Regions from separate parts of the Mus musculus genome. Here region 1 is linked to region 2. A link is a loop called in an ENCODE intact Hi-C map of the cell type or tissue named here. Cell type or tissue: heart. All regions are shown on one strand. Links, peaks and the distances in the headings refer to the core of each region. The heading gives the core; the rest is flanking DNA. Region 1 holds the start of Kifc2 (kinesin family member C2). Region 2 holds the start of Commd5 (COMM domain containing 5).

Region 1 (15,138 bases), core at 4,436-9,435, 240 kb after region 2:
GGTCAGCCATCCTAGGGACCTGGCAGCTCCTGCCCCAGGCTGGCTCCTTTCCTGGTACAGCATGTAATATTCTAGGGCAGAAAGGGCTGCTTCTCTCTTCCACCCATGAATATCATTTTGATGAACCAGAGCTAGGAGCATGTCCGCAGCGACAGCTTTAAAACACCAGGCACAGCCTTGCTGAAAACCCACAGCTTTAATTAGGTTACTCCAGAAAGGGTTGTCTCTGCTAGATAGGGAGGTCTGGCCAATCGTGCCAGGAGCGGAGCTCAGCCTGTAGAGTGCCTCCTCTTGATCCTACCTTTTCAGGCCCTCAAGCCATCCATCTATCCATCCCTCTGTCACCATGCCTTCCTGGCTCCAGGCTGGGGGGAGGGAGAGCCAAAAGTGGGTCCGATCTGAAGTCTTGCCCTCTCTCAAATGCCTGGGTAGAGGGTAGCACCTTTCAGGGAAAGGGTTAAGAAATGAAAGACTGGAACGGACATAATTTTGGTGTAATGGAAGTAGGGGAGCGATTAATAGTAAAGGAATTTACAACATTTTAATTCCAAGTCTGGTATTGGGGGCAGGGTGGCGACTTGGGAAACCACTTGGTCTGGGGTCTGGTTCCTGCAGCTCTGGCCCCCTGCTGTGTGCTGTGATAAGGGCAAATGGCGATAAGGAAGGGGGGAGAACTAAGGGCCTGTGGCTCAGCTGGGGGTGGAAGGGTGGAGGCGATCCTTTCTCAAAGCATAACATTCTCTGGCCAGATCTAGAAGAGGAAGGGGGACACTGTAGGGCTCTGTTGGGGGCAGTTAGGGCCCCAGAGTTTTTGTTTTTTAAAGGTTGACCTGGGAAGTGGGGTATAGGATTCACAGCTGCCTCTGCCAGCAGAGGTACATTCTCAAGCCCAGTACCAGGGGCGTTGACCCAGATCTAGGGAGGCGGGTCCCCTGGAGGTTCAAGAGTCAAGCCAGAACAGCTGTTAGGGCTGGTACTGGGAGGGCTTCCGGGAGATGGTGTAGGGGTGCAGGAAGTTCCAGTGAGTGGGGTGTCAGTACTGAGAGAAGAAGGGGTTCCAGAGCGTGGGGCTCTACGGCGCCGGGCGGGCCCCAGTTCCACTTGACCCACTCGCTCGGCGAACTTGAGCGAGCAGATGGTCTCCCCGAGATCTTCCGCCCTTGTGGAGATCTACAAGAGAGGGGAACTCATACACTGTCCCGGTGGCAGCACCCCAGGCTTGCACTAGCCCAAGGGACCCACCTGCAGCAGCAGAACTGCAGTGGTGCCTGCGCAGAGCGCCGGCTGTAACAGGCGCGTAAGCTGTGAGTCGCGGAAGGGCACATGAGGCCTCCGAGCTCGCAGCGCCGCCATCACTCCTCCTAGTGCCAGCAAGGAGCGGTTGATTGCCTGGGCCTCACGCAGACGCCGGGCGCCATTCGGGTCTCTCTGGACCGGGCTGGCCACCCCTGCTTTCCACACCCGTTCAGACCCTGCCAGGTCCACCAGGTGCAGTGTGCCTGCAGGGCAAATGAACCGGATGTGGAGGAGACTTTCAGGGAGCTAGAAACTCTGCAGAACTTAAGCACAAACCGGTGGTACCTGTGATACCCTGGGCCCGAGGCGGAGACGCTGCACGTAAAGTCAGCGTAACTAGGGCGTGGGAGCGTGAGCTGTGCTGGTTCATGACAGTGGCTGCTGTAGCTCGGTTGCTTCTCCCCAGACTCAGCATCTGGAGAGTAGAGCATCAAGGCTAACCTGGTACATATATATAGCTCCTGCCCTTAGGTGGCAGTAGACAGGGGCCCTGGAAGGCAGCCTTACCTGGTGCAGGGTTTCCAGGTTAGGTACGTCCCAGTGTGTGAGGCCAGCCACTTGAATTCCCCCCTGCCCTGCAGGTCCCTGCCTTACTACCAGGCGCTCTGGAGGCCCTGTAGCTAGGAGGTCCCTGGTGAGAGAGGGTGGGTTTAGTTGTATGGGTTTTAAAGGTGGCTGCAGAACCCTGGGCCAGGGGCAAGGAGAACACCGCCCACGCATCCCTGACCTGACTGCCTCGTTGTAGATCTCCACCATACTGAGGGTCACATGGTGGTGCCCTCCAGTCCCCATCTCCCGGAACAGCAACTGCAGTGCCCTAGGAGCTATGCCAGGGTCCTCAGGTGGGCCCTGAGGACAGTGTGCAGTGCCACATTGGACTCTCATTCAAAGCCCTGAGTTTCCCTTCCTCCCGCCCCCCCCCCCAAGTGCGAGCTCCAACCTACCTCCATGCTGTAGGTTTTCCCTGTCCCAGTCTGACCATAAGTGAAGATGCAGACACTGTACCCCTGGAGGCAGGACAACACAGCTGGCTCCAGCTGCCTGAAGACCTGGGAACGAAAAACAAGTGGGAGAAGTGTTCTAAATCCTTCCCTATCTCCTTGTTCAAGACCGGGAAGGGTAGTAAGCACAGTCAGCAAAATGAGAGCAACGTGTAACTGCCCTAGTCCCTTCCTCATACAGCAGCTGCCTTAAGAATCGGTGGGGAGGGCTGGTGAGATGGCTCAGTGGGTAAGAGCACCCGATTGCTCTTCCGAAGGTCCAGAGTTCAGGTCCCGGCAACCACATGGTGGCTCACAACCATCCCTAATGAAATCTGATGCCCTCTTCTGGAGTGTCTGAAGACAGCTACAGTGTACTTACATATAATCAATAAATAAATTAAAAAAAAAAAAATTTAAAAAAAAAAAAAAAGAATCGGTGGGGAAGCCGGGCGTGGTGGCGCACGCCTTTAATCCCAGCACTCGGGAGGCAGAGGCAGGCGGATTTCTAAGTTCGAGGCCAGCCTGGTCTACAAAGTGAGTTCCAGGACAGCCAGGGCTATACAGAGAAATCCTGTCTCGAAAAAACAAAAAACAAACAAACAAAAAAAAGTTCAGGGTTGGGCTGGAGAGATGGCTCAGTGGTTAAGAGCATTGACTGCTCTTCCAGAGATCCTGAGTTCAATTCCCAGCAACCATATGGTGGCTCACAACCATCTGTAATGGGAACTGTTGCCCTCTTCTGGTGTGTTCAAAGACAGTGACAGTGTACTCACATACACAAAATAAATAAATATATGTTTAAAAAAGTTCAGGGCTAGGTAGTGCGAAAATGGGAACTACAGGTGAGAAACTTCACAAGAGATACACTTGGTCTGGTTTGTTAGATAGATCACCCAGTGCAGGCTGCCCAAAGCACAGGAAAAAAGTCTAGGGATATGTACATGGCTACAGTTTGGGGTGGGAGATGATGCCAGGGGCGAGTATAAGACAGACAGGAGCAGGTGAGACATCAGTCAGCAGTGAGTCTGTCCCTGCTACATTATACCATCTCTGTGAGAACAGCAGATAGCCTGGGTCTTCTCTGCCAGCTCTGTCCCTTACTCAATTCCTTATCAGCTCTGAGCCCCCATCTTAGTCCCAGAAGCTCCAGCAACACAGTTTATGTGCACATGGAGTCCATGTGTGAGACAAGCTAGGGCAGACTGCTTTTCCATTGGGGTCTGGCCAGAAAAAAGAGAAGAGTAAGATCGGAGTAGGGCAGTGGGGGAGCACCAGGACACCCACATAACCTGTCTGAGGGTCACAAGGCAAGAAGAGGCTCTGCCTATGGGCAGAAGCCTGGGCAAAAGAAGTTCCAAGCTATCATCACCCACAGGATTACAGCCCTGTCTTCACCGCTGGGAAAGCACCAGTGCTCTGCAGCCAGTTCTACAGGAACAGTAACTCATCTTGGACAGGCATTTTCCTTAGCACTCAGCTGGACAGCCAATCCTGCCTCCAAGGCCTTTCAGTGGTTCCCTTCCCTGATGGAGCCTAGCCTCCCACCATCTAAGTATCCAGATGGGCATGGAAGAGGGAATGGGCCTCCTCTGGACCCAGGGGACTCTGAGGAAGGGTCAGGATAGATGCAATGGGTAGCTAGCTGTCACCTCCTCCTGGCTGGCATCTTGAGGAAAGACCCAGTCCAGGCGAAAGCGATGCTGGCGTCCTCGGTAACATGTGGTGATGGTTCCCCCTTGTCCAGGCTCCACGCTCACCAGGCTGGAAGGCTGCCCTTCAGCTGGTCTCAGCCGACACAGGACACGAATATTCCCTGCATTGGGGACCACATCGGCATATTGCCTCCATAGCCCTAAACATAGAGAACTCTTCTATACTGTAGTCACTGGGGCTCCACTCCTAAAGCCAATCTCACCCTTGAGTTCCAAAAGCCGCCCTGAGCATCCAGTTGGGGGTGCTTGGTTCCCTTCTGAGAGTTGAGTCTTAGCCTTTCCAGCTGACAGAGCCCCAAGGGCCCAGGAAACCTGAGAGGAAAACAAAGAAAGGTGTCCAGGTGTCCTAGTGAAGCAGGGTGTTGAAAGCAAAACGGCCATTTGTGGTGGCATACAATTTTCAGTGGGTATGGACCTGAGGCCATCATTCAGGGGGGTCTGAAACACAATCTAGGAATCATACATAGGAATATTCAGTCTATTATCTGTCCTGGGCTTCCCAGCTATTGCCAATTTTCACAGTATAGAAATGAGGACATAGCCAGGTGGTGGCAGCATGTAGTTTTGTCTTGTTTTGTTTTGTTAATTTATCTATTTATTATATGTAAGTACACCATAGTTGTCTTCTGACGCTCCAGAAGAGGGAGTCAGATCTCATTACAGATTGTTGTGAGCCATCATGTGGTTCCTGGGAATCGAACTCGGGACCTTCGGAAGAGCAGTCAGTGCTCTTAACCGCTGAGCCATCTTTTCAACCCCAGCAGCAAGTACTTTAATCCCAGCACTTGGGAGGCAGAGGCAAGTGGATCTCTGAGTTTGAGACCAGCTTGGTCTACAGAGTGAGTTCCAGGATAGCCAGGGCTACACAGAAACCCTGTCTCAATTCCCCTACCACCAAAAAAAAAAAAAAAAAAAAAAAAAAAAGAAGAAGAAGAAGAAGAAGAAAAGAAGGAAAGAAAGAAAGAGCCGGGCAATGGTGGCACACGCCTTTAATCCCAGCACTTGGGAGGCAGAGGCAGGTGGATTTCTGAGTTCGAGGCCACCAGGACAGCCAGGGCTATACAGAGAAACCCTGTCTCAAAAAAGAAAAGAAAAAAAAAGAAAAGAAAAGAAAAGAAAAGAGAAAGACAGACACTTTGGGTTGCTCAGAAATTACTCTGATCCAAGTGTCAACAACTGGCCCACTGGTCCAGGCAGCTCCTGAAGGACGGGAAGGGAAAACAGTAACAGAGGCTCCCCTGGGACAGACAGTGCACAGACTGCTTATAGAAAAGGTACCAGGAAGGGAGTGGTCCTAACCTGGCCCTGAGCCTCACTCAGCGAGCCCTGGCAACTCTGCGTAAAGGTGCTGACCAGTCCTCGGAGGTCCCCACATCCCTGACGAAGGCTGGCCATCCGTGCCCGTAGTCCTAGGGGAGGAAGGCCATTGAGAGGGGGGAAAAGCAGATTGCAGAGCTTGGCCTGAAACCATCTTCTCATCCCTTACCTGCCAGCTGTCCGTGAACTTGCTGCAGCTCCTGTCTGCAGTTCTGCTCTGTCTCCTGCTGGAGCTGCCGGAGGGCCCCTTGAAGGCCCTGCAGCTGCAGCTCCTGGGCCCCCAGCTGTCCCTCCCAAGCCCACTTCTGTCACTGAGGAAACAGGCACCAGGCCCTGCCCCAGACTTCACCCCCAGCTTCCCATCCCGCCTTATCCCTAGGTTCCCTAGGCCACCTGGACTCGGAGAGCTTCTGTGGTGTCCTGGGCCTCTTGAAGCTGGCCCTGCAGCTCCAACAGTGCCCCTGCCTCCTCCTATAGAGAGTGGGAACCAGATGGGGCCACAGAGCCAAACTCAGGAAAGCCAATGCAAACTCAGGAAAGAGTATCCTATAGTTCCAATTCACAGACTCAGGCCAAAACAAGAATGGCTAAATCCATGGTACCCAACTTCATGCAAGGCTCCCTGACCTAGGCTTTTTGCTCTTTGTTTTCCTGAGGTTTCACAGAGAGACCAAGAATGGGGGTGGGGGTGGGGTGATTTTTACAACAATCAACCTCACTGACTTTGTTCATAGTTAGAGATGGCCCCCACCTGAGGAGGTTCAGGTACTGTTGCTGGATACCAGGTGTACAGGAACCTGGGCTGCAGTTAGCATAACAGCCAAATGGCAGAGTACCTGGGAAAGTCTGGGGAGTGGTCCAGGCCCCCAGTGTAGCAGGAGGTCCCGAGTAAGGCTCAAGCTCTGTTTCAAGGCTTCGTTCTCCAATGTGAGGTGCTGGACTCTCTTCTCTGAATCTGTCACCCCCTGACAGAGAGGGATATCATCAGGACCCACCTGAAATTCCCCTGACTTTTCAGCCTGTTTGTTCCCTATGCCCACCCCAAAAGCCTCACCACTCCCAGACGAAGTCTACTCAGCTCTTCTTCCTGTTGCTCCAGCTGTTGTCTCAGCTCTTCCAGCTGTGGAGGAGTCAGAGACAGGACAGAATGCCTTTTTAGGTCTCACACCCACCCAGTCGCTGACAGTCCTTACCTGTCCAAGAATGAGCTGTTCCAACCGCTGCCAAACTCTCTGTTCCTCCTCCAATTGGAGAGGCTGATGTTCCTGGGTCTCATCCCTTGGTACCTCATCCAGGATGGGAGTGGGCTGAGAGGAGCTTTCTTCTTGTGAAAGAGACCCTGGAGAGGGATGAGGCCAGTTACAAGTGAGGAGATGTCTGGCATAGTGAGCAGAGCTAGTTCTGATAGATCCTGCTCCTTCCACTAATGGTGATACTCTTTACAGACCATCTAGAGTGGAGGGCTGCACGGGGCAGGTTGGCTGAGTCCCCTGGAGCAGGGCCTGCCTCCCCCGGGGGCTCCGTGTCCATGCCAGTAGGGCCAAGAGCTGACTTGTTACTGTCAACAGTGGGGGGACTTCACCAGGCTGTGAAGGAAGTAAGAACCAAAGCAGAGGTGTTGGGAGTGAGAGGACCACAGAGGCTAGGGAAAGGAATAATTGCTGGCGACGGTATCGCTCACCTTGCCCAGGTCAGGAGTCGTCCCGCAGCTCTCTTCTGCCCCCAACTGGACGGAGAGGAACTCAGCAAGACGCATGAGTGCCTCTTCCAGGGACACCTCAGCTGCTCCACCCTCCGCTCCTTTCTGGCCATCCTCAGATTCTGAGCAGCCTTTGAGGAGGCCAAGTGAGAAAGGAAAAAGCATTCTGCATTACTAGATGGAGGAGAGGCCTTTCTCCCTCCCGGTGAGGTTACAGTACACCAACTGCAGGTATCCCCCGGACCTTTCCTTCCCCAGCAGCTCCTAGTATGCACCTACCGGCCAGGCTGTTCAGCTCGGACCACAGTTCTGATGTGAATTGATCCGGACGGCGACGACCCCTAGGTTGGCCGCCGCTTTTCTGGGAAGAGAGCATGAGGTGCAAGTGAGGGTACTGGCAGTATGTGCGACCCTTTCGCTTCTGAAATGGGCCAAGGGGTTGGGGCTGAGATCTTTGACCCCACAACAGAGACCATACTGGTCTCTGAACAGCCCTATTTCCCAGAGCAGGTACCTAAGGATTTAAGCTGCACAGGTCAGCCACGACCAAATCTCAGAATGATGGTGGTAACCAACCGTGATGCAGGCCCACTCCGCTCACCTGGGTGGGATCCCCGGGGTCCGAGACCGCCGCAGCCCCGCCATCCCTGCGGAAAAGACTGTAGAAGATGTAGATGAGCAGAGAGTAAAAGGCGTACATGGGGGCGCGGGGCGGCAGAGAGCACCTCTTCGCGCCGCCCCGCGTCCCCGCACCAGGTCTCTGCACCCGCCCGCCGCAGTGCCCATGCGCATGCTCGCGGCGGTCGCCCCCACGGACGATCTTCCACGGGCGGAGGGCCCTCACTGAGGGGCGACTGCGAAGAGCTGCAAAACTTGTACTTAAGGCCCTATCAAGCGGTTTTTAGTCCCTCTTTCGCAAAGACCTCTAGCCGCTGTCTAGTCTCTTTTGGGAATCCCGCATCAAGACCCCCACCAAGAAACGCGCAAGGGAACCGAGCCTTCAGCTCTCAGGTGTACAACCTCTTCTCCCTCGATAGCCCCGCCCAGACTCCACCCCTCCCCGGGAGCCGGACCCAGCCCGGCCCAGACCTCCCCTTCGGTCATAACCTCGCCCCTCCCACAGCTAAGCAATAACCCTTGGAAGCCCCACCCCGGCCCTTCTCACAGCTCCGCCTAGACCCCTCGAAGTGCCGCCTCTTTTCTCAGTCCACGCCTGCTGCCCCGAAGCCCCACCTACATCTCCCGGCTCAGACCCGGGGCGCTTCGCAATGCCAGTGCTCCAGCAAACCCGTGCCGAAGATCATGGGCTGTGACGCATGCCTTTAATCCCAACGCTCAGAAGGCAGAGACAGGCAAATCTCAGTGAGTCTGAGGCCAGCCTGGTCTATACAGGAAGTTCCAGGACAGCCAGGGTAATGTAAAGAGACTATCTAAACCACAAACTAGTACTGAACCTCTGGTCGCCACCTCCGCGCTCCCAGCCCCACCCCTCTAGAGCCTCCGCAGCCCTCCACAGGCCCCGCCCCGCCGCTCTAGCCGGAGCTCCTCTCGTTAGTGGATGTAAGCCGGCTGCTCCAATCCGCGCCTCGGGAGGGCGGGCTAGGAGGCGGGGCAGACTGTTGTGGGCGGGTTCGGGCCTTCAGCTCCGCGTCTCCAGGTGTTGTGCGCTGCCTGTGCTCCGCTGCTGCTTCTTCCCTTCTATCATTCTCAGGCATGGAAGGCCATAACTAGGACCGTGCCCAGACCACAGCAAGAGACAGCTCCTCTTGCCGTTTTGAGTCCCTGGGCTGATACCACGCTTGGGCGCCAAGATTCCAATCCCATTCCCCTTCCCCAGGAAATTAGTCCTTCTTCCTTGCAGGTGAGTCCAGTGACCTCAGGGCTCCAAAAAGTTTGGAACTGAATCTCTTCTAATGTCTACTCAAAGGTCTCTGGAACTCGAGGTTCCTGAAGAGCTCCACTAAGGACTCCAGATCGCCAGCCTCTGTGTGTACTTCTCTCCTAATTTGAAGATTCATTTCCTATCTCCTCAAACTCACTACTATTCAACGTGTCATGGTTTCCAAACCCAGGACTGAATGGAGCACTGTCCTGTCCCACCTGGTATTGGCAGGGGTGTCCCTGCATGCAGCGGTGAGCTCTGTACAGGTGAATATTCTTTTTTTTTTTTTTTTTTTTTTGGTTTTTCGAGACAGGGTTTCTCTGTATAGCCCTGGCTGTCCTGGAACTCACTTTGTAGACCAGGGTGGCCTCGAACTCAGAAATCCGCCTGCCTCTGCCCCCTGAGTGCTGGGATCAAAGGTGTGTGCCACCATGCCCGGCTACAGGTGAATATTCTTACTTTCACAAACTATGTAGATCCCTCCACTAGAAAGAGGATGATGCTCCTCCCATGGGAGGCTGGGACTCCTTAACAGTCCCAAACTCTTTCCTACTTAAAAGTGGCTGCTTTTAAATGGCTTCTTTTCCCTTAACGTGTCTCTCTTTCCCGGTGTCAACAGTCCAGTCGAGGAGCAGCTGCCGGCTTCCTGCTCCAGACCTTTGCTGCCATCATTATGTTGGCCCCAGGGCCGAGCACACATGAAGACTGTCTCGCTGGAGCTTGGGTTGCCACAGTCATCGGTCTGCCTCTTCTGGCCTTCGATTTTCACTGGGTGAATGGGGACCGCTCTTCTGCCAACCTGCTTCTGGGAGGAGGCATGGTGCTGGCAGTGGCTGGTGATCACCTGGGCCCTGAAGGGTGCTCTGTCGCTGGGCAGGCAGTACTGCTGGTGGTTGCAGTGACCATCCTTATTGTGGCTGTTTTCACAGCTAACACTTACGGGATGTGGGGGGGTACCCTGCTGGGTGTGGCAGGCCTCTTGAGCAGGCTGGAAGAAGACAGGCTGCTACTGCTGCCAAAGGAGGATGTCTGTCGTTGGGCCCTGGCTGCAGGTAGTTGGGCCTATTGCAGGGCCCTGCACACACAGCGCCTGCAGTGGGAGTGATTGTAGCACTGATTGGGGCTTCTGTGCCAGGTACTACTATGCCTCCTACCTGCCCACATGTAGAGCCTGTTATAATTTTACTAATGGGCAGAGCTTGGGTGCTATCCCTTCTCTAGTCATGCATGTGTGGAAGTTTACCTAAACCAGAATGCTAACAACAGGTCTTCAGGACACTTGGGGCCTGGGAGGAACATGGTTGTGAGTCAGAGACCTGATTTCCAATAAACGTAAGGAATATACAGGAGTATGGAATTTGTTTATTCTTGAGCTAGCTTCCTAAGGCCTGTAAGGTGATTTCCCTGAGTAAAGGAGTGGGGGATGGGCTGTAAGTAGCAGAAGGTATTATTCACTTTGGCATCCTGGTAGACTTGCCAAGAGAACCCCCAGAGTGCCAGGCATGGTGGTGCAGGTCTTTAATTCCAGTTGGGAGGCAGAGACAAGCAGATCTCTGTGAGTTGTGGGTGGCCAGGCTGGCCTACATAGTGAGTTCCAGAATGGCCAGTGCAACATATAGTGAGACCCTGTATCAAAAAAAGAAAGAAAGAAAAGAAAAAGAAGAAAGAAAAACATTTTTAAAAAAGAAAAGAGAAAAAAAAAAACCAACTTCCCGTGAGAAGAGAGTTTTGGGCCTTGGTTTCCTGGGACACAGTAAATTTGCATATATCCTTGGTGGACCTGGCAGGTGGCCCTCTGGGGCAATGACCTTCACAAACTGATGGCTGTTTTCATAAAGGGCAGAAGAGTGCTATACCCTCAGCGATTCCCAGAAATTGCACATCTCTCTGGACTGACTTGATTACTACCTGTTTGACACCCTCTTGTCTGTGCAAGACATACCTTATAACTTAAAACCCCCTCTTTCTTCTATTCCAACTCTTTCTTTCTTCTACTCCAACTCTTTCTTTCTCCAACTCTGAGGTTGGGACGAAAGAGGTGGGTTAGGGAGTGAACCCAATAATCCTTCGCTGTTCCTGTACTTGCATCTTGTTGACCTTTATACCGTCGCGCAAGAGTGGTGGTAGGTGCGTTTTTCAAGATCCTGCTCTAATACTCCGGTCAGCTAGGCCAGAGCCTTGCACACACAAGCCCGAATTTCTGTACACATTGGCACAGGCATCCCCCCCCACCCCCCGCGCGCGAGCGCGACATGGGAGGCTTAGGGGCGCTTTGCACTCTCGAGGAGTCTGAAGTCTGGGGGCCTCTCCAGACCCCGAAGCTGATGGTACCTCTCCAAGGGCGGACTCCCCAAATCCCCCCACCCCCCGCCCTTCTCCGGATCCCCTCCTGGACCCCACCCCCTTCTGTTCACCTTCGAGGGTGGGTGGGCTCTCTGGCGTCCTCGCTCGTCCATTGGAGGTGGCCGCCGCGTCGTCTTGGCCCTCGCGGCGCTTCCATTGGCTTGCGCGAGGCCCACGTGATCAGGAGGGCGAGGGGGCGGTGGCGTGGGGGGGGGGTCCGCAGCGAAAACAAAGATGGCGGCCGCGCCGGGGTTGGTGGCCGGGGCGGCTGCGGGCCGACGGGCGGGCCAGGCCCACTGAGGCAGCTGCACGGTGGGCAGGCTGCGGGGTCGCCGCGGCAGTGAGAAGCCGGCAAGGGCGCGCGGCGACCCTAACTTCCAGCCGGCGAGCGCGCCGGCACCCGCCCGCCGGGCCGGCCGGCCGTGATGTCCGGCGCCGAGGAGGCCGGCGGGGGTGGCCCGGCTGCAGGGCCCGCGGGTGCCGTGCCGGCCGGGGTCGGGGTAGGGGCCGGGCCTGGGGCTGCCGCGGGGCCGGCTGCGGCGGCTCTGGGCGAGGCGGCGGGGCCCGGGATCCCGGACGAGGCGGCCCTGGCCGGCGCTCGGCAGCTGCAAGAGGCGGCCGGCGACCCCGACGCGCCGCCCAAGAAGCGGCTGCGGGCGGCCGAGGCAGCCGAGGCGGCGGCGGCGGCAGTGGCAGCGGGCAGTGGAAAGCTGGAGGAGCGTCTCTACTCGGTGCTGTGCTGCACCGTGTGCCTGGACCTGCCCAAGGCTTCCGTGTACCAGGTAGGGCCGCCGGCCCGGCCCGGCGCCGCGTTGCCTGGAGGCCTGTGGCCGGTGGCCGGGAATCCTTCCTATCCAAACATCCACCTTCCAGGTCTACGAAACCCCGCTCCTGTCTCTCGAGGCTCCTTATCCTTTCTTGCTCTGAATCTCATTTTCTGTGTTCGATGGTACCCTTTACTCCCCAGTCTGAATTTCCATTCTCCTCCGTAGATCTCTTCACCTTCTGGTTCCTCCAGGGTGCCTCCTTGATAGATTCCACATTCTTTTCAGCTGACCATGTAGAGATCTGTGAACAGGTACCCACCCTTTTCTACTGCTCATCAATACTGTCCCTCACTTCTAGACCCCTGGGTGAAGAAACTTCTTTCCTGGAGACAGGGCTCCAATTCTGGCAGCCACACCCCCAAAAGTGTCCTTCCATATCTGAACAACTAAGTAAATCTTCTTTTGTGCCCTGGGGAGTCAGTCCTGTGTCCTTCTGAAGACCTGGAAGAAAGGAGGGCCTCTCATCCCTTCTCAGTTCTGATCTGGAGGAAGCAATCCGCAACAAACTTTACTGTCAGGGTACTTTCTCCTGCCCCAGCCTAGCCAGTATTTCTATTCGGGGCCACCTCACCCATACCAAGCTGGCTTCCAAGGTTGCCAGTATCCAGGAACTTTGTCCTGCCTTCCCACTTGAAGACCCAGCATGCCAGTCAGTCTCAGAGTCCTGGTCTGTGTGGGTCTAACATGTCCTCTTCCAGGTAAAAGAGAGCAGACCTCTGGTTCAGTGGGAAATGTCTGTCCACCTTCCCCTGGTCTTTCTGCCTCAGTTCCCAGCCTCTTTGAAAAACAGAGCAGAGTCTCTTGTCAGCTTTCTTTGTACTTTCAGGAGCTAAAAGTGGCTGGTGGGGCCTGTTTCCCTGCTTTTCTTTACACAGAAGACCTGGCTGAGGGCCAGTAGAGGTCTAGTCTGTGTAGCCGTTTCCCTCTCCTTTGGATCTCCGTGTTCTTTCTGCCTTGGCTTGTGGTTTTGAGGTGGTGTGGGGTGATCCTGATGACCTGGATGGGGCAGTCACCCTCCTAGGTGTTAGGCCGGGCGAACTGGAGACAAGTTTCCCACAGCTGCTGATTCTAGCACCGGTATTTACCTCTCATTTTAGGGGCCATCAGAACCTGCTCACAGCTAGCCTTTTTCTTGTCTTGGCTTCTCGGCCCTTCTTAGTGGGGGGAGTTCTTCCTTTCCTAGGATTTCGTGAGAATCCAGCAAGACAGGCCAATGGAAGGGGGTCCCAAGGAATTCAGGGGTTTCCCAGTTGGTCCTGGCATGATGGTAGGCCACATGGCATTGGCTCCTGGTCTACACAGAGAGCCACAGTTCTGCTTCTGCCCAAAGTGGCTAATGAGACTAGCTGGTTCAAACCAGTCTACACACTGTGTTAGTTGTTGCTCTGGGTTGGGCATCTGAAGTCAGGCAGCTGAGGGATGTACTAGATGAAGTGAGTGGAGGGGCTGCCTTCCCAGATCCTGACCCAGGGGGAAGGCTGCCAGGTTCTCTGAGATGAGCTGTGTGCATTGACATTGATCTCCAAGCCCTGCCACTAGCCTCCTTCGCACCTCCCTTCTGCCAGGGTAGATACCTAGATGCTTCCCTGTCCTAAGGACTGGGAGAGTCCTCTAGAATATGTCATTTTGGAAGAGTCTTGGGCAAATGCTGGAACTTTGACTGTCCACAGATAGCATGTAAAATGGGAGTGCAGCAAGAAGAATAAGGAAGGGAACGTCCTGGTGTCTAGGAATGCTGCCAGAAACACTTCATGGCAGTCTCCTTACATGTGCCGTACAGCCCTGCCTGGAGGGTCCTGTTGCTGTCTTACTAAGGTACCAGGCAGGCCTCCCCAGGCTTCTTTCCTGGTCTTCTCAGGATCCGAGCACAGACTATCCCTGGTAGTGATCTAGTGTGGGTCATCACCTCTGCCTGCGCTCAGCTCTTCTATCTTCTGCTAGCTTTCCTGTCTATCCCGTGTTGATGGGCTGTCTCCGTAGTTGCCACCTTCAGCTGTTGCTGGCAACATTTGCCTGACCTCAGCAGAACACTTAGCTCCAGGTGGCACCAGCCATGCTGTGCATTCTGGGGGCTGACTCTTGGCTCTGCTGGGGTGATAAGAAGTGGGTAACCATGCTACGTCTGGCACTGGGCTTGGGGGGAAGCTACGGGCTGCTGAGGTTGGCTAGGTGCATGGTAACTTGAGAGTGTTATCCATATGCCACCTGTGAAGCCAGAGAACCTCTTGGAGGCAGACAAGAACAGATTCAGCCTGTGTATGCGGGCTCGTCCACCTGGGCCTGAGACAGCCTTTGGACCTGCAGGGCCAATTCCCATGGGCCATACTCACCCACTGACATATCCCAGACTAGGAAATTTATTCAGGTTGTCTGACCAAGGCCGTCAACCAAGTAGTTCTTATCCCTGGGGCCTGTGTCACCTGCTACAACAGGTGCATGCTTTGATGTTCTCTGTGTGGGTGTTAGGTATATCCTGGGCAACTGGCCCAACAAGGTGTGAAGCCACCTTCCTGAGTCTAGGGAGGACCCTTCTAAAGTCAGGCAGCCACTATGGCAGGTGCCTGGTAGATGGCATGAAGGCCAGAGGCAAACTGACACAAGAACTTCTGGCTAGTCCAGACTGGGCAGATGGACAGGCGGCTTGTGCTGGCCCCCTGTTCTAGATGTATTCATGAGGCCAGCAGACAATGTAGCCAGTCAGTAACTGCACATGGAAGTGACTTCTCTGAGGGAGCCCCAGCCTGTAATGTTGCAGCTTAAGTCCTGACCTACTTCCCGTAGCTTCCTGCTCCAGTCCTTCACATACCGCCCAGTGTGGACTTTTGTAAGATAGACTCAGCCTTGACCCTTTCCTTGGGTGTCAACCAGGCTCAGCCCCTCAGCACTGCATCTGCTAAAGATAGTGCTCCTTCCTCTCAGCCTTCACAAGCCTCTGAGGTCAGGGATCAGTTAAATGGGCCTCTGCCACAGAATACGGTGGTCTGGCTATGTAGCTAGTGTGGGCTCGTGATTTCTGTGGCCAGGGCCCTCTGTCACTGTTCCACTGTTGCTCCTACTTGTTTCCCTTCTGAGCCACCCT
Region 2 (15,138 bases), core at 3,640-8,639:
AAGTAACTAAACAAGAGATAAGTCATGGCCCCTTTTCACTGACTTGAACATCTTTTAACAGCCACTACTGGTCCTATCTTTTCTAAAATGAACCAACTAAACTCAAGTGCAGGATCAGAATTCCTAGGTCACAGTGCACAAAAGTGTCAAGCGGTGTAATCTTTTTTTAACCTAATTTTATGTATACACAGGCATCTTTACCTACATGTCTGTATCCATACACATTTATACAGTGCCCAGAGACCAGAAAAGAATCAAATCCCCAGGACAGGAATCAGTTAGTTGTTTACGAAGTAGGTATTCTAGCACTCTACAACTAAATCCCCAGTTGCATTCTGTTAGTCTTCTCCCATGACCAAGAAAATAAGCAATGTGGTTCTATGGCCTAGGCCCAGCAGCTGGCAGTTCATATGCCGACCACCCGCGTCTTCAAGGCCCCACTGCCCTCCCGCACTCACCAACAACGGCTCTGTTGGCAGAGGAAATGACCTTCTTGGACCCCGAAGGCAGCTTCACTCGAGTCTTCTTGGTCTCTGGGTTGTGGGAGATGACTGTGGCGTAGTTCCCGGAGGCTCGGGCCAGCTTGCCCCTGTCCCCAGGTTTCTCCTCCAGACAACACACGATCGTACCCTCAGGCATGGTGCCCACGGGCAAAACATTGCCGATATTCAGCTGGGCTGTGGAGAGAGGGGGCAAAACGACTGTTAACGCTAAAAGCCATGCCAAACCCACACCGATCCCAACCCACGAAGCTCAGCTCAGCACCCAAAGTCCCGGGCCCAACCCTTCCTTCCTTCCCCGCCTGGAGGCTCACCCTTCTTGCCGCAGTACACGAACTGTCCAGTGTGGATCCCCTCCGCTGCGATGAACAGCTCTGTCCGCTTCTTGAATCGGTAGGGATCCCGAAAGACGACTTTGGCGAGGGGAGCGCCGCGGCCAGGGTCATGAATGATGTCCTACGGGTCAGGGTGGTGTATTGTATTCTAAGGCCTGCTCGAGACGCCCGGTTCCCCGCCTGCTTAACTCCCGCCGGTGCCCTCCTACCTTTACGATGCCTTTAATGTAGCCGTGTCGCTCCGCGAAGTCCACAGCACGTAGGCGCGCGGCGCCCTTACGGTGCTTCACGTGCGCACGGAAAACAGAACCCGCGCCTTTCCTCTGCCCTCGGATCACACGGCCCATGGCGGCGAGTCTGGAAATGGTTCGAGTTCAGCGTCCAAAAAAATCCCCAGCCTCCTGCCAGCCCCCAAGGCCGAAAGCAACGCCATCCCTCCCTTCTGATCCTGGACGAGTGGGCCAGGCCGCATGACAGACCGCCAAGTAGTTAACGGCGGCGGATGGCGGTGGATAATTTCAAAACCCGCAGCGGACAGAGCACAACTTACCTGCCGGCAAGCAAGGCCGAAAGAGGAAATAGACGGGTCAACGCAGCCTTATCTTCCGGGGCGGGGCCATAACTCCGCCCCTTCCCCAGCGCAATGCCTGTCGGGTCTTGTAGTCACATGCAGGTGTCCTGTGTGTCTACCAAATTGCTGAACCAAGGCAATTGCTGAAACTTGTCGTCCTGGGGAGAGGCAGACTCTGAAGAAACCGACTCAAGAGTCTTACGGAGGAAGGGCGGGAGAGAGGAGGCTTCAAGAGGTGGAAGGATTTGTCCAGGGCAACGCCACGCAGAATCTTGAGCTTCCGAGCTGGGCCCAGACGGAGGAGATTGGATGTGCAGACACTGGAAACCTAGTGCTTTGCCGAACTAGAAGATTGAAATTTGACTGGGTCAGGCGGAGTTCCAGGACAGCCTGGGCTAGAAAACAAGTTCCAGAACAAGCTAGGGCTACAAAGAAAACCCAGTCTGGGGTAGGGGGTTGGGGGTGGAGGGGAGGAAGGAGGTGAAGAAGAACAAGAAGATAATGATTGGGATTTAAGAAGGTCACCTGCGGAGTTCTCAAGATGTCTGGCAAAGAAGCCAAAAGTTAGTGGCCTCAGCAATTGGAAAGAGGGTGGGGGCAATGACCCTGGAGAGCTAAAGCGGGGAAGGAACGCAGCGATGCAGGGCGATAAAGTGGCACAGAGCCCCCCAAACAGAGGTTCTTCATCTGAGTGAAACCTAAGTAGTCAATGGCATAAACGTGTAGACTGAGAGGGAGGTAACTGAGGGTCAGGGTCCCAATTGGTAAGAGAGGTTTGTCAGAACTGGGAGATTTTACATGGCAGAGGCTAAAATTGACATATTGAGGAGGAAGGGACATGGGTTGGTGATCTGACACACTGAAAAGAAGAAGGGACAGGCCAGACGTGGTGGCACATGCCTTTAATCCCAGGGCTTGGGAGGCAGAGGCAGGTGGATTTCTGAGTTCGAGGCTAGCCTGGTCTACGGAGTGAGTTCCAGGACAGCCAGGGTTGTACAGAGAAACCCTGTCTCGAAAAAACAAACAAACAAACGAGGAAAGAACACCGAGTTATCGTCATGGCTCAAGTTCCACAGGATGCTGGTGCACAGGGTATTCCAGAAGGGTAGTGGAGCTTTGGGTGGCAGGGTTCCAGGACTTGCAGAGTGGTAAATCAAGCCACCCAGGGGCAGGGTAAGGAGTTGAGTCAGCCCAGAAGAGAACCAGAATGAAAGATGCCTATACAGAAAAGTCTGTGGGAGGATGCCTGCTAGTGCTTTGTCTTGTGAACCGTGCAGGGCATAGGGCCCTGCCAGCACTAGGGTATATCTCAGCCAACCGGCCCACAGGACAGTTTTGTGAGAGTCTGTAAATGTATGTGCAAGTTTTCAGCCCTGTCACACTCTTCCTATATAGGCATCTGCCACTGGGTTGTCCTTTCAGAAACAAAGACATCTTTAAAAAAAAAAATTGTTGTTTATTTTATATGATCTTCAGCCACACCAGAGGAGGGCATCCGATCTCATTGCAGATGGTTGTGAGCTACCATGTGGTTGCTGGGAATTGAACTCAGAACCTCTAGGTAAAGAGCAGTCAGTGCTCTTAACTGCTCAGCCATCTCTCCAGCCCTGAAAAAAGACACCTTATATATTTATTTATAGACAGGGTTTCTCTGTGTAAACCTGGCTGTCCTGGAACTCACTCTAGATCAGGAGGAACTCAAACTCAGAGATCCATCTGTCTCTTTTGAGTGCTGCCATTAAAGAGGAGCACCCCCACCATCAGGCAATTTTTTTTTTTAAGATTTATTTTATGAGTCTGGGTGTTTGGCCTGTACAACTGCACCAAGTATATGCCTGGTGCCCAGGAATGACAAAAGAAGTGATTGGAGCCCTTGAAAATGGAGTTACAAACAGCTATGAGCTGTTACGTGGCTGCTGGGAATCAAACCCAGGTCTTCTGCAAAAGCAACAAGGGCTCTTAACCACAGACTCAACTCCCCAGCTCCCAAAGACACTCTTGACATGCCCAGTGGTTCCAAACTCCCCATGGAGTGGGAGGTAAAGTACTGGACAGGTGCCTCGGACACATTCAAAGGTTTTAATCCACTAACGCTGCATGGCTTCACTAGCAGCCGACACACCACTTGATCCGTCTGCAGAGTACTCCTGTGACCAACCTTCTCCTCATCTGACCTGGCTCTATTCAATTGTCACAAGCTGTACTCATAGTTTTATTGTTTGTTTTAGATTTACAACTTTCTGAGTATGAGTAGTTTGCTTGCATGTATGTTTGAGTACCACATATGTGCCTGTGTTGGATGTCTTGGTGTTGGGTCCCCCCTGCCCTTCCCCCACAACTGAAGTTACAGAAGGTTGTGAGCCACCACGTGAATGCTGGGACTTGAACCCAAGTCCTCTTTGCAAGGGCAAGTGCTCTTCACTGCTCAATCAATCCTCCGGCCCTGTTCTCATGTCTTAATATTTAAAATATGTATTTAATGTTATATATACCAAACATTATTTAATGCATATTTAGTATTTGTAATGTCTTCCCCCCACCCCCTCTGATCTTTCCACTAGGATGTCAGCTTCAGGAAAGCAGGAATTTAGGGCAAAAGAATAAACACGTCCGCAGCAAAGCACAGGACTTAGGAAAGCAAATGGGCAGAGTTCAGCCATGCTGAGCAACCATGTTGTATGTTGTAAGAGATCTTCATCTGGACTTAGCTCTGCACATCGTCTCATCCAGGAGCACAGCTGGGGAAGGGACAGGTAGGTTTAATTCCCTAATAGAATAACATGTTTTTAATAGTTGCTTTACCTCTTTAATTCGAAACTGAGCCTCACTACGTAAAACCCAGCCAGGCCGGCCTTACATTTCACATTCTCCAGCCTCAGCCCAGCTGTTTACTTGTAAAACAAAACCCAAAAGTCCCAGCTGTCTTTTCACTTAAAATATGTTCTTACATCCTCATCACCAGTGCGGCTGGGTTCTGGTACCAGCTTCAGCACCCCACAGTACCAGGGTTCAGTCCTGCAGTTTGCGCTCACACTTTCTCTCCAGCTCTGCCATCTCCTTAAGGACCAACGCCACGCTGTAGCGCAGCTCCTGGAATTTGGCTATGGGCACCTCGAAGCGGTGTGCCGATCCATCTGTGAGCTTCAGCTGCATGAGAACACTCGGTTGCAGGGAGCGGGACTGAGCACTGGTTGAGATGGCCACATCCACCCGCCACCGGAAATTCGACACACGAGGCAGCGAGGATCCCTGCTGCTGGGCTACAGAGTCGAGAAGAGGGCGTTGACTCCCAAATGCCAAACTGGCCAGATCTCCAATCATATCTTGGGGAATGCCAAGTTCCTGGAGTTCGTCCTGGAAGGCATCTGGTTTCAGACTGGCAGGGGGCAGCCGGAGAGCCTGCTGGAGCAGGGTGTGTGTGCCCGCCAGCAGGACGGCCAGACGCTCCTCTGACAGGTTGGCGCTGGCACCAAGGTGCTGCACGGCCTCTCTGCAGTCTTTCCCATGGAGGGCCCCGACTACGAGTTTCAACAACTTTCTGAAGGTGCTCCTGTCTAAGTCCTTCAAGAGCTGGGCCACTGCCGTCACTTCTGCAGAGGGCTGGGAACCCAGGAAACTGACCCGGCCGCTGTGACTGTCAGTTGGATGGTGTAAGTATGGAGCCGCAGCCCCCAACGCAGACATCCTTCCTTTCCCTTTCTTGACCAGGCCGGAGAGAAGGTACTAACCACAGTAGCCTGGAGAGGTGAAGGAGAGACAAGTGACTTCCTACTCGGGAGCTTCATGTACTAAAAACTGGGGGTGGATGAGGGGCTCCCACCCGCCTGTCTACCAAGGATAGATAGCAAATAGGATGCATGCTTTGGAGGTGGCCCTGAGACCTTGCGGCAAAGGAGCCCGCCTGAGTCTAGCAGAAGGGAGGCGTCCCGGAGATTTAACAGTTGGCAGGGAAAAGAACCAAGAAACTGAAGCGCGCACCAAAATCCTACATAAATAGGGAACGAGGACCCCCCCAAACCCTGAATCCTCATCATAGCTCTGGAAGACCTAAATCACACATTACAAATACAAACTAAGCCTTGAACGCCCTCTGCACCTGGAGGAAGCTATCCGCAGGAGCTGGCTGTGGCTGGCAGCAGCTGAAACTTGGCCGAGTCTCAGGAAGTGCCACTTAGACACTTCCGGGCCGCTCTAGGAAAGCGCGACCGTGGCTCTCTGTGGTCCCGGGAGCCGAGCGCATGCGCCGCCCGGTCGCTTGCCTTCTAACAGTGTTTTGGGAAGCGAGAGGAAAGTTCAGTTAGCTTCCGTGTGGGATGCATGGATTCTGCTGGCCTGTGCAGCCCCATGTGAAGAACAGACGTAAGAATTATTGTGGTTGATGCCAACGAATTGCATATTTTAAAATACTTAGATGGTCTAGGCGGCGGCCCACGTCTTTTAATCCGAGCACTAGGAGGCAGAAACAGTTCAAGGTCAGTCGGGTCTACACAGAGTTCCAGCACAGGCAGCGCTACATACCCTGTCTCAAACAAACAAACAAACAAACCCAAACAATTTCAATAAACCAAACAGAATTCCCCGCAGAAGTGGGGGGGGGGGGTAAATTTGTGTGGTATATGCATTATAGCCCCAAGAAGCTTTTGGGGTAGGTGATTAATTTTGCCGGCAAAGTCTGGACGTTTTATCAAGGATGGTATGAATGGCTAATGACCCAGCCCTGGTGATATAAGCGAGTGATCGGAAGAGCCTGGGACAGGATGATCGCAAACCCAAGGCAGGGCTAATCTGGGCTCCAGAGTGAGTTCAAGGTCAACCTGAAGAACTTGGTGTGTTGCTTCATCAGAGATTGGAGGAAGTTGGGCGTTATGGTGTACACCTTTAATTCCAACACTTGGGAGGCAGAGGCAAAGAGATCTCTGTGAGTTCTAGGCCAGTCAGGGCTACACAGAGATTCCATCTTAAATAAATAACACACACAGACACACACACACACACACACACACTTCCTAAGCAGCCAAAATTAATTTCGTGATATAGCAGAAATATAATGGTTCCAGAAGCTCTAAGTGTTGATAGGACCATGTTCTTGAGCCCCTTGCAACATTAGCTTGCAGCCAAACATCCTTGACATTCCTTAGCTTGGATATATCACTCTAATCTCTGTCTCCAGACAGACTGCTTCTGCTCCTGAATGCTGGAATTAAAGGCATGTGCCATGCCACCACTTCCTGGCTCACTGCCTCCATCTTTAGGTGGGATTTCGACTTTCCTGTAAGCATTCTCATGACTTCACTTACCAGGACCATTGTTCCAAATAGTGTCTCATTTACTCTCAGGTTCCGGAGATCTTAGGACTCCAGGATATCTTTTGAAGAACAAAATTCAACCTATATCTAATATATGTTCATAAAAGCCTTTTGTTTGGGGATCTTTTTTTTTTTTTAGCGAAGGGGATGTGCATTTCTGTGTGTGCTCACGTGTGTGTGGGTACACATGTATGTGTAAATGCATGTGCATATGTGTGCATGTGGAGACAGAGGTCACCATGGCTGGTGGCATTTTGTTTGTTTGTTTGTTTTTCCGAGACAGGGTTTCTGTGTGTAGCCCTGGCTGTCCTAGAACTCACTTTGTAGACCAGGCTGTCCTGGAACTCAGAGATCCACTTGCCTCTGCCTCCCGAGTGCTGGGATTAAAGGCATGCGCCACCACGCCCGGCGGCTGGTGGTATTTTAAGGGAGAGTGTGGAGCCTGCTCTCTATTTAACATAACTGGAGCCATTTTGTATCCAGTCTCCATTTTGTTCATAAGTTAAAATTAAGTTCAGGTTCTCAGGCTCCACTTCCCAGAAGAAATTATCCATAGCTGACACTGGAGACTGCTACTCAGCCAAAAAGTTAGGGTTCACCTCTACTCTATTATCTCAATGTATTGCGCCCCCCATCCTCTCTTACTTCACCTAAGACCAATAAGTTAGCTGTATGGTTAGCCAAAAATGTTATGCCTCTTCACTTCCTGACTTTTCCTATAAAACGCCTGCCCTGAGGCCTGGCTGATACACTTAGGCTCTGGGTCTTTTTGGTGGTCCTGATTGATGAGTCTGGGGTATGCGTTCAATAAGTTCTTAACTGAGGTTGATGTGGGTTTCATGTGGCAATTCTTGAACCCCAACACAGGGTAGCCCTGCCTTAAGTAGCTCTGGCTATCCTGGAACTTAAGTGCATAGACCAGCCCGACCTCAAACTCCTAGAGACCTGCCTGCCTCTGCCTTTGCTCTCTCTGTCTCCTCTACCTCCCATGTACTAGGATGAAAGATACCAATATGCTAGCTTTGTTGCTCTTAGTTTTGTTCCTTTGATTTTGTTTTGGGGGGTTGTGATGGTTTGTATATCCTTGGACCAGGGGAGTGGCACCATCTGAAGGTGTGGCCTTGTTGGAATAGGTGTGACCTGGTTGGAATGGGTGTGTCACTGTGGGTGTGGGTATAAGATCCTCACCCTAGCCGGGCGTGGTGGCGCACGCCTTTAATCCCAGCACTTGGGAGGCAGAGGCAGGCCGATTTCTGAACTCGAGGCCAGCCTGGTCTACAAAGTGAGCTCCAGGACAGCCAGGGCTATACAGAGAAACCCTGTCTCGAAAAAAACCAAAAAAAAAAAAAAAAGAAAAGATCCTCACCCTAGTTGCGTGGAAGTCAGTCTTCCACTAGCTGCCTTTGGATGAAAACATAGAACTCTCAGCTCCTCCTGCGCCATGCCTACCTGGATACTGCCATGCTCCCACCTTGATAATGGACTGAACCTCTGAACCTGTAAGCCAGTCCCAATTAAATGTTGTGTTTTATAAGACTTGCCTTGGTCATGGTGTCTGTTCACAGCAGTAAAACCCTAACTAAGACAGGGTTGTTCAGTTTTGGTTTTTTTTTTTTTTTGAGACAGTGTTTCTCTGTGTAGCCCTGGGTATCCTGGAATTCACTCTGTAGACCAGGCTGACTTCAAACTCTGAGATCCACCTGCCTCTGCCCTGCAAGTGCAGAGATCAGAGGCATCATCTGGCTTCTGCTGTTGCTTTTTTTTTTTAAGATTTATTTTATTATCATATATATACACTGTATACTGTTCAGACACACCAGAAGAGGGTGTCAGATCTCATTACAGATGGTTGTGAGCCACCACGTGGTTGCTGGGATTTGAACTCAGGAACTTCGGAAGGGCAGTCAGTGCTCTTAACCACTGAGCCATCTCACCAGCCCCCTGCTGTTGCTTTTAATTTCGTTTCCTTATGCATGTTTATATGGGTGTATTCGTGTGTGTGAATGTGTGCCCCAACGTGAGGACAGTTTGCAGGAGTTAGTCTCTCTGCTCCATGTGGGTTCTGGAGATTTAACTCGGGGGCATCAGGCTTGATGGCAAGTGCCTTTACCCACTGAGCCATCACCTTGCTTTTGCTTTTGGTTTGAGACAGGGGCTCTCACAGGGACATCCCTCTCCAGGGTCTAGCCCAGTAAGTGTAGTCCTCTTCTTTCATTAAGGAAATGTCTCTTTGCAACAAAGGAAGACCATGTTAGAAAAACACAACCTATCAAAATGGAGAGCTGAGAAGAGCAATCTCCATGGATATATTTACAATATAAGCCCTGCATCTAAGGCTTGGAGATTGTCTTAGTTTACTTACTATTGCTATGGTGAAAGAGCAGGACCAGAAGCAAGCTGGGGAGGAAAGGGTTCATTAGGCTTAAACACCCCACATTGCAGTCCTTCACTGAAGCAAGTCAGGGCAGGAACTCATGCAAGGCTGGAACACAAGGCAGGAGCTGGTACAGGGGTCACCAAGGGAGGAGAGCTGCTGGCTGGCTTGCTCCCCATGGTTTTCTCAGCTTGATTTCTTATAGAACCCAGGACCATTAGTAACATTAACCACACTTAGCGCGGTGTAGTTACATAATTAGGACTATATATGTGTGTACATATACATACATGTGTGCATATAACAATAATTAATTTTTTCAAAGGCCATGAATTTTAAAGAGTGCAGGGGTGGGGTGTCCTGAGGTGGGTAGATGGAGAAAAGGGCAGGGGGAACAGATGTAATTATACACGAGTCTCAAAACGTAAGAATATTATTTATTTATTTATTTATTTATTTATTTATTTATTTTAAAAATAAGTACACTGTAGCTGTCTTCAGACACTCCAGAAGAGGGCGTCAGATCTTGTTACAAATGGTTGTGAGCCACCATGTGGTTGCTGGGATTTGAACTCCGGACCTTTGGAAGAGCAGTCGGGTGCTCTTACCTACTGAGCCATCTCACCAGCCCGTAAGAATATTTTTTAAGATACCAAACTCAACAGTTATTATAAAGGGGAAAGAAGTAACAGCATGGGGGCTGGAGAGATTGCTCAGCGATTAAGAGCACTGACTGCTCTTCCAAAGGTCCTGAGTTCAAATCCCAGCAACCACATGGTGGCTCACAACCATCCATGATGAGATCTGATGCCCTCTTCTGGGGTATCTGAAAACAGCTACAGTGTACTTACATATATTAAATAAATAAATCTTTAAAAAAAAAAAAAAAGAAGTAACAGCATGAGCTACCAGTAAGACAAGGACTCCCTTGGTCCAGTCTGGCCCTGAGCTTGCAATGGAGCTGAGGTGGCCCAGGAACTTCTGATCCTCCTGTCTCCACTTTCTCAGAGTGCAGGGATTACAAGCAGGCACTACCACTCCTCAACTTTTTTATTTGTTTGCTTTTCCAAGACAGGGCTTCTCTGTGTAACAGTCCTAGCGCGCTCTCTCTCTCTCTCTCTCTCTCTCTCTCTCTGTAGACCAGGCTGGCCTCCCATTCACAGAGATCCACCAGCCTCTGTCCCAGGTACTGGGATTAAAGGTGGGTTCCATCTCATGCTCTTTTCTTTTCTTTTTTTTTTTTTTTTTTAATGAAATGCTGGGATTTACAAACCAGGGTTTTGTGAATTCTAGGTATGCATTCAACCAAGCTACATCAGCAACCAGAAAACACCTTTTGAAAGACATGACAGCATGAGTCCCAGAACAGCACAGCATCATGTCCTGGTGGTAGCCCAGTGGGAAGGACATTCCTGCACAGCTGCCAGGGAAGTCCCCTTCAGGACTTTCCCATCTGTACCAGGCTCTAGGTATAGTCTGATGGCTCCATTTTCCCTCCTAGACATTTGTGAAGCCTTTTTCAGACATAACCCTATTGTGGCATCTACCAACACAAAAGCCAGAAATGACCCACTTCATGGGTCTCTGATAGCCATTTGGAAAGGACTGCCCACAGACTGGCCAGTCCTGGTGGGAAGTTAAGGTACAGTCACTGACAGCAGGTGGTGGCTTCATGCTAAGGGCTCACTCTTGGAAGTGGGAGGGCTCTATTTCAGGGGGAGGGAATGTAAAGAGGCCCAGTGAAGAGGCTGGGCATGATGGCACACACCTGCAATCCAAGCACTCCAGGGGAAGGGACAGAGTATTGCAACAAGTTGGGAATCCAAGGATAGCATGGTCTACACAGCAAGGGATACATATCGAGACCTTGTCTCAAATTAAAAAAAAAAAAAAAAGCAAATGGTACAATGATGCCAGCAGTTAAAAAAAAAAAAAATGAGATAGAAGCTAGCACATAAAAAAAAAAAAAAAAACTAGCACATGACTCCTGAGATTCTGAACCAAGGCCATACCAGCGCAACAGAGACTCATTCACTATTTGAGAAACAGGTGTAATGTGTTCCTGATCCCTGGTAGAGATCAGTTATTCAACCATAGGACACCAAGCAACCGTGAATACACAGTCACTTGCCTTTATGGGCTGAGTTCTGTCAGGCTTGCTGAGCATGAAATATTTTGAAACTTTAGACTAGCTGGGCGTTGGTGGCACATACCTTTAATCCCAGCACTTGGGAACCAGGGGCAGGCAGATCTCTGAGTTCAAGGCCAGCCTGGTCTCCAGAGCCAGTCCTAGGACAGAAAAGGCTACACAAAGGCACTGTCTCAAAAAACCAAAAAAATAAAACATTAAGTTTGGACTAGAAAGGCCTTTGAGAGGCTGATGAGATGGCTCAGCACTTAAGAGCACTGACTGCTCTTCCCAAGGTCCTGAGTTTAATTCCCAGCAACCACATGATGGCTCACAACCATCTGTACAGCTACAGTGTTCTCATATACATAAAATAAATCTTTTTTTTTTTAATTAATTAATTAATTTATTTATTTATTTATTTATTTTTTGTTTTTTTGAGACAGGGTTTCTCTGTATAGCCCTGGCTGTCCTGGAGCTCACTTTGTAGACCAGGCTGGCCTCGAACTCAGAAATCCGCCTGCCTCTGCCTCCCAAGTGCTGGGATTAAAGGCATGCGCCACCACGCCCGGCAAATCTTTTTTTTAAAAGGCCATCAAGTGTCCTAACAGAAGTCAAGGAACCACTCTAGCCGGAGGATCCTGGAAAGTAACTGCAGACAGTGGACGTCCAGCTCATAAATTTCAGAGGGAAACAAGGTCTCTATGAGAAACGGCCATTTGTCTCTCTTGCCTTCTTGCTCTGTCCTCTCATCCCGCTCCCCCTCTCTTCCCATTCCTCTCCTCCCTCTCTCCACATGCTCATGACCGATGTCTACTCCTCTGCTCTGCCTGTCTCTACTACCCTCTCAACTCCTCTCCCCATGCCCTGAATACACTCTATACTATTAAAAAATGTATAACAAATAAAAGAAAAAATAGCATGTGTTATTTTGGCAAAGAATCTGGCTGCCTTTTGCCAATATCCTAAAACTCACTTGAGGCAAATTAAAAAGTAGTGGAGAGGTTGATGAAGAGATGCCTCAACAGTTAAGAGCACTTGTCACTCTTAGAGAAGACCTGGGTTCAAGTCCCAACACCCACATGGCAGCTTAAAACAGTCCCTAATTCCAGTTCCAGGGGAATCCAACGCCCTCTCCTAATCTCCACAGGCACCGGGTAGAGACATAAATGCAAGCAAAACATTCATATACATAAAATGAATATTTTAAATACTCCTTACATAACTAACTCATTTCGTTGGAGGAACTCTCAAGACAGCATAGTGTGGCATGGCTATTACTAATCACTCTAATGGGGCGATACAATGGAAAAACAGAAAAGCAAAAGATAGGGCAGAAAGAAATGGAAAACGGGGGCTGAAGGGATAAGAACACTGACTGCTCTTCCAGAGGTCCTGAGTTCAATTCCAGCAACCACACGGTGACTCACAACCATCTGTAATGGGATCTGATGCTGTCTTCTGGTGTGTCTGAAGACAGCTGCAGTGCACTCTTATAAATAAAATAGATAAATCTTAAAAAAAAAAGAAAGGAGCTGGTGATATGGCTCAGTGGTTAAGAGCACTGTCTGCTCTTCCAGAGGTCCTGAGTTCAATTCCCAGCAACCACATGGTGGCTCACAACCATCTGGGATCTGGGATCTGGTGCCCTCTTCTGACTTGTAGGCATACATGCAGACAAAAAGATATATACATAATAAATAAATCTTTTTAAAAAAAAGAAAGAAAGAAATGGAAAATGGATAGCGTGGAGAGGAAGCAAGCACTAGGAAGCTTAAGACTGTAGACGAGTTTAAGCTGTTTCTAGGACTCACAAGGCTTTCCTAAAACCTATTTCCTTATCTGAAGGAGAGATTCACTTTGAGTTCAAAGTACAGGCTACACCTTTAGTGTGACACACACTTTTATTTAATGGGTAAATGGTAAAATATTACAGAAACGAATAAAACATTTCCTAAGTAGACTATTCTTTAAGAACAAATCTGAATCTTCCTAGCATCCTCAAGTCTCTGATAGCATAAATTACCCAAATTAAATAAGGCTTCTGGCTTATTCATAGTTACATTACTTTTAGTGTGGTGGTTTGGATGAGAACAAATTCCAGGGGCTCATATGTTCCAACATGTGGTCCTCAGTTGGTGGAACTGTTTGGCAATTATTAGGAGGTATGCCCTCTTTAGAGGAGGTAACTGGGAGGCCAGCTTTGAGGTTTTTTAAAACCTCTCACCATTTCCAGTTAGATCTCTCTGCCTAGTAACTGGCTGTCTCACGATGTGAGCTCTAAGCGACTGCTCTAACATCAGGCCTTCCTGCCGCCCTGCTCCCTGCCAAGACTGCCGTGAACAATCTCTGAAACTAACGCTCCACTGTAAGCCCCACGAGAACTCTTGTCTAAGCTGCCTTGGTCACTCATGGTGCCATCACAGCCAAGAGAGAAGTAACCAAGACATTTAGGGAAATGATTTATCTCATGTGAAGTTTTTGGTGCTGAGTGAGCTTTGCGATCTGATGAAAAGCCTTGCCACAGGCATTACATTTATAAGGCCTCTCTCCTGTGTGAATCCGCTGGTGGATAATCAGGTACGAACGCCACCTGAAGACCTTATCGCAGTCGTCACACTGGTACAACTTTTTTACAGTGTGCACTTTTTTATGGTTCAAAACGGTGGGACTTTCAGGGGTGTCCCCAAATTCATGGCCCCCCTGGGCTCTAGTGTGTATTCTCTGGTGTTCAATAAGGTATGAGCTCCGGCTGAAGGCCTTTCCACACTCATTACACTCATAGGGCTTTACTCTAACATGAATTATCTGGTGTTGGAAAAGGGTTGAGTTTTGACGGAAGGTCTTCCCACACTCGTTACACGTATAAGGTCTCTCCCCGGTGTGAGTCCTCTGATGGCTGGTGAGCTGTGTGCTCATGCTGAAGGCTTTGCCACACTGGCTGCATTTATATGGCTTCTCTCCCTTATGGATCCTCTGGTGGTAAATGAGGCTGGAGCTCTGGGTAAAAGCTCTCCCACAGTCATCACACACGTAAGGCTTCTCTCCCGTGTGGATTCGCTGATGCTGAATAAGGTGTGAGCTCTGGACGAAGCGCTTGCCACATTCGTCACATTTAAAGGGCTTTTCTCCGGTGTGAGTTCTCTGGTGGCGAATCAGTCGTGAGGTACAGCCAAAGGCTTTCGAGCACTTGTTGCACTGGTAAGGTTTCTCTCCAGAATGGACCACCTGGTGCTGATTCAGGCGAGAGAGCCACCTGAAAGCTTTGCCACACTGCTCACACTTAAATGGCTTCTCTTCAGTGGTATTTCCCTGACAGGCAATAAGGCTTGGGCTCTCTGAGGCTCTCGGCATTTGAGATTTCTCCGCTGTATGCATCATCTTCTGATGCTGGGCTAGAGTTGCTCTCTGGCAGAAGGCCTTGCCACACTCCTGGCAGGAGTAGGGCCTCTCTCCAGTGTGCGTCCTCCGGTGTCTGCTGAGCTGTGAGCGCTGGCAGAAGGCTTTCCCGCACTCTTGACAAATGAAGGGCCTCTCTCCGGTGTGGATTCTCTGATGATGGACAAGGCTTGAGCTCTGACCAAAGGTTTTCCCACACTCCTCACATCGGTAAGGCTTCTCTCCAGTATGAATTCTTTGATGCTGAACCAGCTTTGCGCTCAGGTGGAAACCTTTCCCGCACTCGGCACATTTAAATGGCCTCTCTCCGGTGTGGATCCTCTGATGCTGAGTGAGTACCGAGGCCAGGACGAAGCGCTTCCCACACTGGTCACATTTAAACGGCTTTTCTCCGGTGTGAGCTCTCTGATGGCGAATCAGTCGCGAGCTAGAAGCGAAGACTTTTGTACACTTATTGCACTGATAAGATTTCTCTCCAGTGTGGCTCAGTTTGTGCTGATTCAGGCGAGAGCGCCACCTGAAAGC

The links. Hi-C counts contacts between places; a loop is a spot of excess contacts. Peaks named below come from ENCODE experiments on the same cell type or tissue, not always from the same donor. Only the 100,000 strongest peaks of a DNase experiment are listed, where the experiment ranks them.
Region 1: it touches region 2 in a loop (2.1-fold over the local background); 3 of 42 quality-filtered maps call a loop at or near these places.

What each region holds. Positions count from the first base shown.
Region 1 is chr15:76,653,236-76,668,373 of GRCm38, reverse strand. Kifc2 (kinesin family member C2) reads right to left here and starts at 7,793. Exons shown (of 18, transcript NM_010630.3): 1 at 7,609-7,793; 2 at 7,287-7,368; 3 at 6,990-7,138; 4 at 6,756-6,894; 5 at 6,502-6,647; 6 at 6,363-6,428; 7 at 6,145-6,273; 8 at 5,702-5,779; 9 at 5,478-5,592; 10 at 5,291-5,400; 11 at 4,195-4,303; 12 at 3,929-4,092; 13 at 2,241-2,345; 14 at 2,024-2,145; 4 more. The coding sequence starts at 7,707. The coding sequence ends at 916. It overlaps Cyhr1 (cysteine and histidine rich 1), which reads left to right and starts at 11,480. Exons shown (of 4, transcript NM_001357882.1): 1 at 11,480-12,014. The coding sequence starts at 11,658. It overlaps Foxh1 (forkhead box H1), which reads left to right. Exons shown (of 3, transcript NM_007989.4): 3 at 1-150. The coding sequence ends at 67. In heart, for the core only: a CTCF peak has its summit at 7,032 (motif pointing left); DNase peaks (open chromatin) are centred at 6,113, 6,913, 8,183, 8,543 and 1 weaker place; H3K4me3 peaks cover 2,646 bases; H3K27ac peaks cover 1,655 bases; H3K27me3 peaks cover 1,951 bases.
Region 2 is chr15:76,890,357-76,905,494 of GRCm38, reverse strand. It overlaps Commd5 (COMM domain containing 5), which reads right to left and starts at 5,554. Exons shown (of 2, transcript NM_025536.2): 1 at 5,503-5,554; 2 at 4,198-5,143. The coding sequence starts at 5,090. The coding sequence ends at 4,416. Zfp7 (zinc finger protein 7) reads right to left here. Exons shown (of 5, transcript NM_145916.3): 5 at 13,100-15,138. The coding sequence ends at 13,678. Rpl8 (ribosomal protein L8) reads right to left here and starts at 1,424. Exons shown (of 6, transcript NM_012053.2): 1 at 1,386-1,424; 2 at 1,045-1,192; 3 at 815-956; 4 at 459-677. The coding sequence starts at 1,182. Gm52198 (a long non-coding RNA gene) reads left to right here and starts at 10,258. Exons shown (of 3, transcript XR_003951576.1): 1 at 10,258-10,287; 2 at 10,380-10,555; 3 at 11,806-12,014. In heart, for the core only: a CTCF peak has its summit at 5,548; DNase peaks (open chromatin) are centred at 4,694 and 5,624; H3K4me3 peaks cover 2,412 bases; H3K27ac peaks cover 2,675 bases.